2 separate regions of the Homo sapiens genome follow, and region 1 is linked to region 2. Evidence: chromatin loops called from intact Hi-C (ENCODE). Cell type or tissue: MCF 10A. All regions are shown on one strand. Each heading gives the region's core, and the rest is flanking DNA. Links, peaks and the distances in the headings are about the cores only.

The links. Hi-C counts contacts between places; a loop is a spot of excess contacts. Peaks named below come from ENCODE experiments on the same cell type or tissue, not always from the same donor. Only the 100,000 strongest peaks of a DNase experiment are listed, where the experiment ranks them.
Region 1: a loop joins it to region 2, with 3 times the contacts of the local background. A loop is called at or near these places in 2 of 110 quality-filtered maps.

The regions. Positions count from the first base shown.
Region 1 is chr4:72,563,815-72,571,382 of GRCh38, forward strand. It overlaps ADAMTS3 (ADAM metallopeptidase with thrombospondin type 1 motif 3), which reads right to left and starts at 5,407. Exons shown (of 22, transcript NM_014243.3): 1 at 4,880-5,407; 2 at 3,560-3,587. The coding sequence starts at 4,948. In MCF 10A, for the core only: a CTCF peak has its summit at 4,104; DNase peaks (open chromatin) are centred at 4,167 and 4,397.
Region 2 is chr4:72,299,500-72,307,067 of GRCh38, forward strand. ADAMTS3 (ADAM metallopeptidase with thrombospondin type 1 motif 3) reads right to left here. Exons shown (of 22, transcript NM_014243.3): 16 at 6,488-6,568; 17 at 4,418-4,581. Among named protein-coding and RNA genes, the nearest start is that of ADAMTS3, 270 kb to the right of the region's middle. In MCF 10A, for the core only: a CTCF peak has its summit at 3,812 (motif pointing left); a DNase peak (open chromatin) is centred at 3,782.

The DNA of each region.
Region 1 (7,568 bases), core at 2,934-5,433, 260 kb after region 2:
ATTGAATAACCAATATTTGAGGACCCACAAGCTACCAAGCACTGTTTTATGTACTAGAGATACAATTGGCATCAAAACAAAGTCTTTGCTCTCATGAGGGTTAATCTAGTGACAATGTTTACTGGTCAATAACTAGGTAAGTGACTCACACTAAACCTTACAAACTGAAACCTGAAAATGGTGAAAAATTATCTCTTAGTAAACTAGATATCTGAGAGAGTAAGATTAGCAACTTTATTTTTTTAAGATTGGGATGTAATGGAATTTGCAACTGAGGAACAGAAATAGGACAGATGCCCCAATTCCAAGAGGAATCAGGAGATGGAAGATATGCCCCAATTCCAAGTGGGGTCGGGAAAGGGAAGACAGCTTAACACTAAAGGATCACAATGCTTTTTCCTCAAATGATACTCAAGCAATCTCAGTGGTGGCTTATGAAACAAAAGGACTCAGAGAATTCTTTTTCAGATTTTCCAGTGTCTACAGAACTATGATTATTTCCTAAGCCACATGTGTCATTGAGCAAGCCTCCTTACCCAATTGGACCAGCCACACCAGTTTCCCACAATTAACTCAGGCATCCTACCAAGGCAATACTCTGAGTCAGAAATGACAGTGCTCCCTGATACGCCCTAGAAGTATGTCAATGATCTCATGAAACATACTTACACATATATACAGAAACATACTCAAACACACAGATATATATGTATGTATGGGTATAGGTAGGTGGTTAGAGAGGCAGTTCCTATCTGGTTGACAAAGAGGCACACAACTAGGTCAGGGTTCAAAACCTATTTACCCATTTTTTCTAGGGTGAATCCTACTTTCCCACATACCAAGAAGGTATTATTCCACTGGCTGAAGAGAGAAGGAAGGAGGCAATATCCTGCATGAGACACTATATTGGTGACATAGCTATACATATTCTAACCTGTCCCCATCACAAACTGCCTTCTCTTTACCTAAATAAAAGCCTTCCTAGTCTAGAGGGTTGAAGCATATAAGATATATTTTTGAAAATTGACCTTCTAAGTTAAATACTAAGAAGTACATATCCTGTGACTCTAGTTACAAAGAGCATGAAAAACTGACACAATCAATTTATCCTGTTAGAAGTCAGGAGAGCAGTCACCTTTCATAACGGGAGAATGCTTGGCAGTTGGCATGAGGGACGTACAGGGATTCCAGTAATGTTCAACTTATTGATCCAGCTGCTGACTGCTGACTGCACAGGAGCATTCACTTTGTGAAAAATCAGCAAAGTACACTTATATGCACCCTCCTACATCTATACTACACTTCAGTAGAAAGTATTTTTAAAATTTAGTTTCTTAACAACTTGTGGTTTATTACTCATTTATATTTAACCCTTCCTGAAACATTAAATTATTTAGAAATTATTCAGGGCCATGAAATTTATTTTCTAGCCAATTTGTTGAAAAATAAATAAATAAAATCTACAAACATTATTTGTCTTTCCTAATGTATTTCTGATCAAATAACACGTCCCCAGGTAGTTATATAAAACTACTTCTAAATCAGTTAATAGAAAAAAAATAAATAACGTGTTCAGGAGTGCATTTCACCAAATCTCCAGGTTAGCAGTGTAGCAGTGCCTTTACACATGGGAACAGGGGAGCAAAACTAATCACTGTACATAAGATTTTCTTACATATGATACATAAACCAAAGTGAAATGATAGTTATACTTTTGCTATCACAAGACCTGTGGGCCAAAATCTATTTTATTCAATCTGTTCTTCTCTTCATTCAACTGGAAAACGATAAATAAGAATGGTAATAATAAAAGAGAGAAATCCCATAAAACAGATGAATATGGGAACAAGTAAATCTTCAGCACTACACCCTAAGAGGGCTCCGCCTCCTCTCTTTCATACTGACTTATCTCTCCTCTGCCAAATTTAAGGACACCTGTACTATTTTCTTCCCTTTAAAAGGGCTACCATAGTAATTTACATTAGCAAAACAACTGAACCAAACTTCGGTTCAATCCAGGGCCTCTTATATGAGAGCATCCTAATTCTATCTTAAAATTCTAATCAAAGCTATATATTTTATGAAATTTTTTGGTGGAATGGGTGATCTTAAGACATCTTTTTAATTTGCATATTGAAAAGTTGGGACGTGTAAGTAATCAAATATTTAAGTAATTAAAAATAAGACAACTTTCTTCTCCCTACTTAAGAGTTGGTTAAAAAAAATTCTTTAAAAAGATAAGGATTGATGGCTGAATGTTATCAACTACGAATGACAAGTATCTGATCATAAACACTGTACTTTTAGGGCAGTTCTCAGTGCCTTTCCTCCCCACTGTTCTCCTCTTGCCGTCGAGGTCTAAGCTTGGGAAATACATCCAACAATGCTAAGCACTGAGTAGGAAGGAGCATTTTGATATATGCTCATATATTACAGGCTACATATACACACCTCTGGGCTTAGCTCTTGGGTTTCTTAGTTAACAAGTGTGAATCTCCACTGTGTACTATAACAGGTAGCTATGCAACCTCTCAAGCTTCATTTTCCTCATCTCTAACATAGGCACAATAGTATCCCCACCTCACAGTGTGGCTGTGGGAATCAGTTGACATAACACATGAAACAATCAACACTGTGCCTGGCATTTAATAAACGGCCAATGACTTGTAACTATGTTTGCAGCAGCAGTTATAAAAACTTTTCTTCTAAAAGACAGCTTTACAATATCACCTGACAAATACAGAATTGACAGAGACTAATACTCTGCCAAAAAGAAAAATTATCTTTTAAAGTAATCCAAGTAAAATGTGTATGAAAAGACTTTGAATGTAGCCTGGCTTCTTGCCAGATGACTTTCAGCCTCCGCATTCACAACAAATACATTATTCTAAACAGCTTCAAGAAAGACCATGGACTTCTGAGTGACCTGTTGCAAGTCACTTACACTCTCTGAATCTCAGTCTCCTCACCCATAAAATGGGAGTAAGAATCTCCACACCATCAGAAGAGTACTGGGATTTTAGATATTAGCAAAAGGCCTAACAGTATCTTTCACATTAGGAGATAATTATTTTAAAGCAGATTGAATAACAGAAGTCATCAGAGGATTTACCCAAAGCAGGAAAGATTGTAAGAGAAAAATTTCCATGCTCTGTACTTCATTGTTCTCTTCTATGTAGCATTCTTGCCTTCTGTTGTACTCAAATGTGCTCCTCCTAAATGCTACAGAAGTTGATGATTTTATTTCATTCATCTCCATATCATCTTACAGCCCCTCCATCATCTTCCAAGTACATATCAGTGGCTTGTACAAAGACAGTAATAAACTGATGCTTGAAATGTCCAACTGCAGGAGAATTTTTACCTCACTATAATTTAGCCCCAGGAAAGTGGGACCTTCCTCCAGAAAGAGGAAGAGAAGAACAGAAATGTTTCCGGACTACAGATTATTTTTTTTAACCACCAGTGGGAAACATTTCAGAAACAATATTTTGCTTAGCTCACTTCATTCCCTTACTTTCAACTTAAGATAAGAGTGACATCTGAGAACAAAGCTTACCTATTTGCACCATTTCTTCATTACCAGCCTGGAAAGGAGGGGGAAAGCAAGAAAAAGAAAGTTACTGGGTTTCATCTTATCACCTTGTGAGTTTTATTTCTACCATTAATGGTTTCCAAGAGCTAACTAATCAGGAGATGCTAGAGACTGGGATTGGTGCCTAAAGCCTGCACCTTGGTTTGTAGAAGGTTCCATGAGCCAATTCCATAACAATTTGGGGAAGGGAGTTGTTTGCCCCTTTTCATTTTAATTTAACACTTATGAAGCCAGCAAAAATACATACAGACTCTCAATGCTCTCTTCTGAAATGTCGTACTGGGTCTGGATTAGAAAAGAAAGTATGAATTTAACAGGCCAAAATACACCTAACAGGGGGCCTGATTAATCAGATTTAAGGTCAGGAATCAACTAGACAATTCTCTACTTTTTACCCTATGGTCGTTCAGACCAGGCCGACCGGAGAAGCTACAAAAACTAACAGAGAAATTCTGTACCCAAAGTCCCATCGGCCCAGTGCTGATATGATTTACTACAAACAGCTCCCCTGGCGGAGCCTTCTCAAGGACTCTTCTGAGAGCATCGGGCTTCACCTTGAGCCTCCAAAGGGTTGGGGGCAGGGCCGAAAAGAAACAGAGCTGCACTCAACTTAGCTTTAAAAAGAGGAGGAGTTGTGCAGAGGGGGAGGGGAGAAGGCGGCCGGCGCCTGCAGCCTCTGCCCAGGAAAACGGAGGGCAGGAAACGTCTCCAGCCCCCCTCCCCAACTGTCAAATCCTAGCCCGGCCGTGGTACTCCCAGGACACGTGTCTACTGGATCTCTCCCTGTCCGGCCCAAGGACTTCCTGAAACCCCCGCCTCCGGCTGCCCGAAAAAACCGTGAGTCAGTTCGGAGGAGAGAAAGCTCCAGGAACCCGACTCTGGCGGCAGCAGCCAGAGCGCTGGGATCCCGGACCCAGCGTCCAGAACTTCATTCAAGCGCCCAGACCGCCCTCCAGAAAGGGGAAGCCCAGATGGCCCGGCGAGGATGGGAACTGGCTGCGGTTTGTCACTAGGAATTGTTACGAATGTCGCAGACTGGTGAAGCCCTAGGTGTGACAAGACTGGGCTCCCGGAGTGGGAGTCGTAACCTCCCGTGCAACTCAACCCTCTACCCCCAAAAGCCCGCACGCTGCGCCCAGCCCTCAAAACACCGTTTCTGAACGCAAAAGATAACAGGGAAGGGTGGGAGGAGAAGGAGGAAAGAGAGGAGGGTAGAGAGGGGAGGAACTTTTCGGGAAAAGGTTGGGTTTGAGTTTTTTTTTATTGTTATTATTTTCCACTTACTTGTCCATCAGCTGAAGTCCTAACCTCTACCAGAGCGGCTGCTATCAACCAAAGTGACAGGAGAACCATCACGAGTCGAGTTCACTTTCCAACTACTGGGCAAAGCAAATGCCCAGAGCAAACCCACCCCCCCCGCCCAAAATAAGTTTCTTTAAGAAAAAAAGGAAAAGGGAAAAAATGCGAAATAGAAAAAAATGATCTTCTGTGCTTTGCTTCAATGAAAATGAAATTTGAGCTCTGAGACTGGCCCCCTCTGCTCTGCAGTTTTTTCCACTTCACCTTCTCACCCCGTCCTCCCAACACAGAGTGTGCAGGAGCGAGAAGGTGCTGTAAGCGGGCACAGGCTAAGCCTGGGAGAGGGGGAAGGGACGAGGGGCTTTCCAACTATCTCTGCCCAAAGCAGCTTTTTCGAGGCTTTTCGAGCACCATTGGTCCCTAAGGTTAGCGCGGAGAATGCTTGGGTTCCCCGGAGCACAGCAGGGGGAAGTATTAGCGAGAGAGACGAGCGAGCGGGAGCGGGAGAAAGAGGCAGGGAGAGGGCGACTCCGCCGCACACGCAGAGGTGGGGGCGGGAGGAGCGAAGGGGAGGAGGAGAAGGCAGGCGGAGGAGGTGGGAGGAGTGGGCCGCTCGCCGGCTCCTGTTGCTCGCAGCGCGGCAGTCTGCTGGCTGCTGGCGACCCGCGGGGCGCTAATAAGGCGTCCGGAGCTCCCCGGACTGCCCCTCCCGCCGTGGCGCCCACGTCATGCGGGGCCCGAACCCGCGCCCCCCGCACCGTGTCAGGATTGGAGACCGCTCGGGGGCTGGTGTGGCCCGGGCTCGACCTCCCACCCTGGAGCCTCTCCTTCTCCGCCTAGGGCGAGAGGAGGGGAGGGTCCAGGGGCGCCACCGGTCCCGACTGGCGGGACGCGCGTTGAGTTAATTATAGGAAGGGGGAGGGTCCGAGGGCTGGTCCTGGGCTGTAGGAAATTCACCTCCTCCAACCTCCACTGTTCTCCCAGCCAGAGAATTCTCCCCGAAGAGAAGCCCTGGAACCTCCAGATCTTAACCACGCGGTGATCTCCCTTCCAGGCACCAGTCACCTCCCACGTTTTGGCAGGGGGTGTCCTTCTTTGTAAGCTCTTGTTTAGGCTTTATTCGTTTATATTAGTTTTAAAAGATACCACGTCCTTTCCTTGACTCACCCGGATGCTTCCGTTTATCACTAGAGTACACAGGCCTCAGCGACTCTTCCTCACACCCAGATTAAGTTATCAAATGATTTCTGCCCGCTGTGGCCTGGCGCTTCCTGAGGGGAAATGACACCAACCTGAGAGTTTGCTGGAATCCTAGCCCAGGCCCACCTCCCAGGCGTAGACACCTGTGGGTGCTTTCCAGAAAGCAGACAGGAGGAAAAGGAAATAGCTCCAACCTCCACTGACCGGTCCACGAGCCAGGAGTGAGTAGACACAAATTTAGATACGAACTTCAAGACTTCAACTGGACAGTCTTGAAGAGGCCTGCCCACAATAAAACGAGCTAGTGTTTATCTTGTTATGAGATGCAAGATAAGTCATAGTTCTTGTTCTTTTTTAAAAGCAATGTGAGTTTGGAGGGTTTCCTATAACTTCGATTCATTGTTTATTCCTGGAGAGGTAACGTGATGGTTGTGCCTTTAACTTAAGCATGGAAAGATTTGGTGTTCACTGATGTTTTATCTGCTAAGTCTTCTCAAAATCATATATCGAGGACATTTACATATACAAATGAGAAACTAGGTAACTAAATGGCCCCACCTAGTAAAACAGGATATTAGGTCAATTAGTTATTAATTGGAATTAGAATTAGACCCCAGCACTGAAGTATCTCTAAATTACTTTTTTCCTTCAATTAAAGCCTGTAGCATTTTTGTAACTTGTCATTAACTAGCTATCCAGGAGTGATTTGCTACATTTTACACCGAGTTTGTCTATTCATTAAAAAGAAGTAACCCTAAGCATTCCATAAATGAAAAATCTGTCAATTTACACTGACAAGTAAAAGAACACTAGAGATACACATTAGGAGATCTAGGTTCTAGACCCAGCTAACAGCTGTCTTACCTTGACAAGTCAGAATAAACCTCTATTTTGGTTTCTCCTCTATGAGATATTTGAGATCTAAAATCATCTGATTTTAGGTAATAACAAATAATGTATTTAACCATGTTATTACAGTAGGCCCTTTTGTGTTAATTTTACAACATTCAGACATTAGTTATCACCTAACTCCCGGCATAGCAAGCAATTCATGTGACTTTCAGGAAAGCAGCGGCTTCAGACATTTTTGGCCATCACCACAGAGAGAAATGCATATTGCATAGCGACCCAGTAAAAATTTCATGATTCAGTACTTACCTGTACTGCATGCAACAACCCTGATATTTTTCTTGCCATTCTTTCCCTGCAACCCCAATTGCAGATGAGCACTCAATTGATTTCACAACCCAGCAAGTCATGACTCTCACTTTGACAAAGATCAGTTTAAGAGCATGCAATAGGGTTTTTTTTTAATTCTAAATGAGTTCTAATTAATAGGGTTCTCCTAATATATTCTAAGGCAGAGTTTCCCAAAGTATTCCCTGGAATATTAAATGTTTTACCAGGAAAAGGAAAATTCTCAGACAGCCAACTGAGCTCATGAAATACTTAGATAAATGAAACAAAATGGCTC
Region 2 (7,568 bases), core at 2,800-5,299:
TTTCTGGCGTTTCTTAGTAGACTGAAGGGAACAAACACTTTTTATAATTCTAGTTCTTCTGATAGACTGGTGAATGGTCCTCCGGAACAGTTAGAACAATTGTTACTTTAATAATGAGAGTGTATGAAAGTGGCCATTTGACACTACATGTTACATAATTTTCACCTTTATTAATTGGATGGGAAAAATATCATGATTTTAGTTGTTATTTATTTGATAACTAATAAAGTTTAATTTTCCTAAGTTTATTACTCACATATTTTAAACACTGTACATTGCATGACTGTCCTGGTTTTTATTGGAACTGTACACATTTTTTCTCTCCTAATCTGTGCACTAAAGATATGAATTCCTTTTTGTAATATGAGTTGCAAATATTTTCTCAGTTTGTCTCTTGCCTTTTAATTTTGTTCAGGGCAAAGCTGCCTTTAAAAAAATTGATTTTCATGTAGCTTTCATAGGATTTTACTGATTATGCAAAGAGAGAAATGTGCAATTCATTGGTATTCCAAACTAAATTTTTAGAACTACCTTTTGTTTGAGAAATGAGGTGATACTAAAATCAGTGGGGGTAGAGGATCTGGTTATCTGGCTTTTATTCTCTTTTTTCTGTCTTTTTTTTTAAAACAGCATTAAAAATCAAGCACCATTCGAACAACCCTTACACTCTAGCCAGATATCTAATTCTCTTTGCCCCAGACAGCCTAGCCACCATGTTCCAGGACTCAGAATGGAAAAGCAATGTCATAATGATAGAACATTGCTTGTCTACACCCTCATCTCCTAGCTACAAATCTCCCTCTTGTACCTCCAGCCCACACCACTTGCTGTGGTCAGATTATAATCAGTGGGCAAGTCTTGAAGCATCTATCATGATGGTTAAGCATCAGGTCTCTAAAGCCAGATACTCATGTTGCTAGAAAAGAATACAATGTAATTATATCAGCATGAAATACAGCTTCTGGCCTCCAATCATTCATATTTAAAATAAGCTAAATAAAACTTTGATTAACATATATTTTATTATGGAACAGGATGAGAGTCTAGAATAGACCCACATAAATGTGGATAATTAATTTTGACACAATTGAAAGGCATTTTAATAAAGGACAGACTTCTAACAAATAGTGCTAAAACAACTGGACATTGTGATGGTTTAAGAAATGTAGATACATTAGGTAAAAAAGGACTGAGAATTCCGTCTCGGTTTCACTGTCCCATGTTCTCGCTCACTTGAGTCACTTGCTGTAGTGGAAGTCAGTGCCATATTGTGAGGATGTATAAGCATCCTATGGAGAGGCTTAAGTGGTAAAGAATCATGGACTGCTACCCACCACATGGAAAAGCTGGGGAACAATCATCTGAGGCCTTTCAGCACCATGTGACTAAGCTTGGAAGCAGAGTAACCCCCAGTCAAGCTGAGATGACTCTAGCCACAGTTGACAGCAAACTCATCAGATACTCTATGCCAGAACTAGCCAGTTAAGTGGTGTCCAGATACATGTTCCACAGAAACTATAAGTATTGCTTGTGTTCAGCCACTAAGTTTGAGGGTAATTTGTTTTACAACAATAGATAACTAATATAGACATCCATATGCAAAAATAAGGACCTAACACTTCATACAAAATTAACCCCAAGTGATACATATACCTAAATGTAAAATGTATAACTCTAAAACAGTTACCAAAAAAAGTAGGAGAAAATGTTTTGATGCTGGATTAGACAAAAAAAAATTTCATAACACCAAAATCTTTATCCACAAAAGAAAACATTAAAAAATTGGACTTCGATAAAGCTAAAAGATTTTGCTCTATGAAAGAAACTACTAAAAGAATGAAAAGACAACCTATGGACTGGAATAAAACATTTGCAAATCATGTATTTCACAGAGGACTTGAATATACAAAGAGCTCTCGAAACTCAACAAAAAGAAAATATAACAACTTTAACAATGGGCAAAAGATTTGAACAGATATTTCAAAATGGAACTAATTTTCAGAGAAGAAAAACCCTAAAAATTGAGTGGAGCAATTTGACTTAAGTATAATATTTTATAGGAAATCCAATAAATAAAAATTCTGTATAAAACAGAAACTAACAATAAATTTCAAATCAAGTAGCTGTCTTCTGCTTTCATCCATGAGGGAGTAATGGAGTTGCCGTCTTGATATTAAAAGCTATAAAACTGGGCAAAATATTTGCAGAAACTTTTTTTTTTTGTTTGGCAATGTATGTCATGACAAAGGACACCAATCCTTGTAAGAAGAGAAACAAGCCAGATCTTATTCCTGACAAGGGCCAGGTTCTGGACCTGGAGCTAGATTAGAGTTTGGAACTTTCAGAGCCGGCCACTAAAGAGGGGCCTGCTTAGAGAGATCACCTAGAAATCTACATGGGTCCATGACTGAGGGTTGGTCTGTGTATGCTCAAGCCAAGACACCAGGCAGTCCACAGTGGGAGTGCTGGGGGTGGGACAGTGATACCAGAAACCAGGCAGGGCTGAGCCTGGCACCATGAAAGGCCACACCATGGGAAGAAGGACAACACTGAAATAGACTAGCTGTAAGGAAGAATAAAACTAGGCCTTAAAGGATCAGAATGATCTGACAATAACTTAACCGCCTGCCAGAACAAAACCAGACACCTTACAATTTATCTTCCAAAATGTCGAGTGTACAAGAAAAAAAGAAGCAGGAAATGTGATCCATAAAAAAAATTGACAATGTGAAGACCCAGAACTTAAAGGGTAACTTAGATGTAATGAGTGAACATTATGAAAAATTCAGCCGAAAAATGGAAATAAAAAAAAAAAAAGAACCAAATGGAAATTCTATAAAAGAAAAGTGCACCATCGGATACGAAAAATTTACTGGATAGGCTCAAGGACAGATTGGAGATCACCTAAGAGAAATAGTGACTTAGAGCTCAAAAGGAATAATCCGATCTGAAAAATGTATTTTAAAAAAGATTATAAAGGATGAACAGAGCCTGAGACTTGTAGAACAATTTCAACTGATTTAAGTGAGTCCTAGGAGTGAAGAAGAGAAAGATGGGGTGGGGGTGAGGGTTTGGGAAAAACAACTAACTAGAACACATCATGGGAAATTTACCCAAATTTGGTCAAAAACATCAACCTACAAAGCCAAGATTCTCAGTGAACCCCAAGCATAAGACATACAAAGAACACGGTAAACTGAGTATATCACAGTCAAACTGCTAAACCAACAAGACAAAACAAAAAGATGAAGAGAAAAATCTTAAAAAGCAGCCAGAGAAAACTGACACATTACATGCAGTGCAGCAATATAAATGAGGCTTCTCTTCATAAATGATGGATTCTGGAAGGCAAGTGCTGTATAAATGAGTAAAAGAGGGCTCCTGTATATTGGCCCCTAGGTTCTTTCTTCACAGCAGGCTGAGGCTGAGATCTGTTAGCTCAAAAGCCCTCTGATGCCAAACACAAACTTTTATACATCCAGTTGTTTTTAACGCTGCCCAAATGAGGGAGTTTTAGCCATTCAGGGACTGCTTGCTTTGCACAGCTCTAGGAAACTACATCCAACATCTGCTAGATATGAATAAGACCTTCTGGCTATAAGGACCTCACGCAGCTGCCTCCCTTGGAGCCCTCTGACCCACAGACTCTCTTCTGTGCTGCTGAATGACACCACCTAGGCACATAAACCACCTCAGATTCCCCTCTTTCTCAGAAGTTCCCTTGCCCTTCTCTCCTCTAGGTAGTGGCCCCACTTGCAAACCAGCTGAGGCCTAGCCCAAATAAAGTGTGTGTGTGCTACTGCCACCTTGTGGCCATATATTTTTCTTTGATCAGCCCCCAAACCCTTGGAACTCGCTGCAAGATCATAAAAACACAGTGCTGAAAGAAGGGAAAACAGGGAATAAAAAACCAAAAAACTAGCAACTCAAATTCTATATCTAGTAAAGATATCCTTCAAAAATGAGGGTGAAATAAAGATATTTTCAGATCATTGACAGATGAGAGAATTACTTGCCAATACACCCACACCACAAGAAATGCTGAAGATCTTTATATTGAAGGTAAATGATACTAGATGGAACGTCAGATGTACAAAGTAGAATGAAAAGCATACAAAATGGTAAATATGTGGGTAAATACAAAAATCTACTTTTAGTGTTGTCTTTAAAAGATGATAACTGATTATTTAAGTCAAAAATCAGAATGCTGCATTATTCAGTTTATAATGTCTATATAATAAATTACATGAAAATATTGCACAAAGAGTGGGGGGAAAGATAAATGGAATTATTTTAAAAAGCAACTCATGTTTCAAAGTTCAAAGTACACTTAATGTTCAAGGTAAAAGTGTTTTCAGATAAATTAATTATAAAGTAAGCTGAGCTAACTATACCATGAGCCCATAATGCCACATACCAAAACAATAACAGGATCATGTAAAGGTCCATCGGTGTGAAGACTTTCAATGTCATCTTCAATGTTATAATCCCACTCCACACCAAGATCTATGAAGGTCCGCGACTTGGCTTCCTCCCCTTTGCCATTTAAAATATAATGGCCTGTAGCCTGGTTCTTAATAGCTAAAGGGAGAAAAATGAGTAACCAGCATACATTTTATTTTATCATATTAAGTGCTGAAGATTCACAGCAAGTATATCCTTTCTACAAATCAATGACCATGTTTCTTTATTAGTAGCAAGGAATCAAAATGGGTGTTAGTTCTGATATTATTTCCATTGTCTTGATTAGGCATTCAAAACTCTCAAGAAGCATTCCTAACTAGTCAAAAATACAGCAAGATGGTTAAATAGGCAAAAATAATGTTTGCAAATATTCCCATTTGAAAACATCGTCAAAGAGGTTAATAGTTTCTAAATCATTTATCCTATATATTTCCTTAGAAAACTGGGAATATCTTGAAAATGATAGCTACCTTTTCAATAATTAATAGAAACAATTTATGCTAGGATAGCATATAATGTAACGGTTAATTATTGCATATATTTTTTAAAGTTGGTCAAAATATTTATAGTCATCCAACATAGTTGAAGTAATTTTTCAGGCAACAATTTAGTTCTCATGATTGTAAAATTCCAGAGCCATATCACCTACTCATATAGTTAGAAAAAGCTGCTTACTGCTAATGGAATTCTTAATGTAGTATATATTTATTACATATTATACAATGAAATAAAATGCTGGCTTAATGAGTAAAAAATAATGAATGGGATTTTAAATTTTAGATTTGTTTATCAGCATATAATGTTACATTAGAAAGCAAAATTTCATGTTACTACAATTATTGAAAATGTGTGAAAAACATGAGTAATTTTAATTAAATGTATTTATTCCTCTTGGGCTTTAAACTGGTCTATTTTTTCCAAGGACATTAATATGAATTCTAGGATGAAAAATAAGGGATTTTAAATGCTTGAGAGAGAACTATAGCTGACTGCTAGACTATTACGACATTTAGTAGTGAATATAAATTAAATGTGTTTAAAAATTCTATGAAACACCATAAAACAATGCACTTTTTAAAGTCACAACTGAAATAAAACAATTTGCTACAAATTTTCATGGAGTTGATACGTGATGTCTTAGCTTCAGAAATTATCTTAGTGTTCTTATAGGCCAAGGAATAAGTAAGTTATGTTTACACTTGTCTATACAATTTAAATGTAAACCTCTTTAAAGTGACATTTCCATGTAATCGTCTCATAAAAGAAAAAAAAATCTTCTTGTGGAAATTATAATCAGCTCTCCGTGGCAAATGGATCTGCATGTGCCAGTCAAAAACCTGACACATGTCAGATATTAGAATAATTTAAGATTAGATTAGTAAAATTCACCTGTGGTTGCTTTTCAAAGAATGTGAAATACAATAAAAATAAGGATACGTACAGTATTGGATCAATCAAAATATCAGAACTTATTTGTAAACATAAGTATGATGAATTTTTCTGATATTCCTTGATTTAGTGGATTTTATTAACATATTTATTTTCTTATTCCTTAGAGCAAAAAGTGTATAAGAAATATAAGCTTGTCAAATGATTTTTCCCTCATATAGTTAGGAACCAACCCCAGTTTCTATACAAAATTAAAGCTCTACTTTTTTTATGTTTCTTGTTTTAAAGTAAGCATAGTTGGGAGAAATGACCAAAAAAAACCTACATAACATTCAATTAATGCATTTATATATTATTTTGATTCTTACATATACGTATGCACATGTATGTACATATACATATGCACATGTACACACATATACACATGCACATGTACGCACATATACGCATGCACATCATGCACATGTACGCACATATACGTATGCACATGTACGTACATATACGTATGCACATGTATGTACATATACGTATGCACATATATGTGTACATATATACATATCTATATTTAGGATTTCTTTGACATTTCAATGTTTCAGTGCATGTTAAAGCAGAGACAGCAGACAGAAACACTTACCAAGAATATGAGGAGAAGCCTCGTCTTCTTGGATTAACACATGTCTAGCCCCAGGGGGTATATCAAACATCTTAAGGTACCCTTTGCATGTGTAGTAAATATTGTAGGAAGCAAAGAAGAAAACAAAAGCAACAACCATGGTTAGTTGAGCACTACATTCTTACTGCTTCTGCGTGCAGAAGAGGGCATCCATAAATTTAAAGAAGCAGTTTCGGAAATTAACTTCAAAGCATTGGTAGCTTTTGTGACATCCAACATGAAATTAGAGGCAACTTTTTTTTTTATTAAAGAGGGAAAAAAGTTAATCTTGTTACCAACGTATTAGTCACTTATCTTGCGTTGACCTTCAAATGATGTGAACAACAATTCAGGCAAATACTATACTTTCCTGTGTCCCTCTGTGTGATTCTAGTTTTCTAAACCATCCTTTTGAAGTGGAGTCAATTTTTAGTGAAAGTTCACTTAAGTTGTAAACTTTTTGGGATATGTTATCTGCTTACATGTTATTTTAAAAGTCTAAGAGGGAAGTATAGACAGCTAAACTTCTAATTATTAAAATATTTTCATATTTAAAGCCTTCTTTATTCTAAAGGAGTTACAACAGAAAAATCAGTGCTTTCATTTTTCTTGTGATCAGTATTAATTTTAAAGCTTTAGGCAAGTTTTATGATGGGACTATTTTAACCAAATCGACAACATGGATTTTAAACCACTTAGTTGGAAAATGTGTGCAAGATGTGTTATGCATTGCCTTTATATGCACCCTAACCTCAAAACCTCCTAAGCCAGAAATAAGAAAATCAATATGCTTAATAGGTTGCTTTGTGTTTTAAAATCATATATCATTCCTATTACTGTAAATGTCATATATCACATACTATGTTGATACTATCACATGTCCTAAAAATTATCTTACAATCATTTAGAATTAAGATTATGACCATAAATCATAAATATTATGACCTGACAATAGTCAGGTCAATTAGAACAGATGTTATACATCTCATTATCATACAAATAAATGAATATAAAATGATTATGTAACCTACACCTTCAATACATTATGAAACATCCAATACAT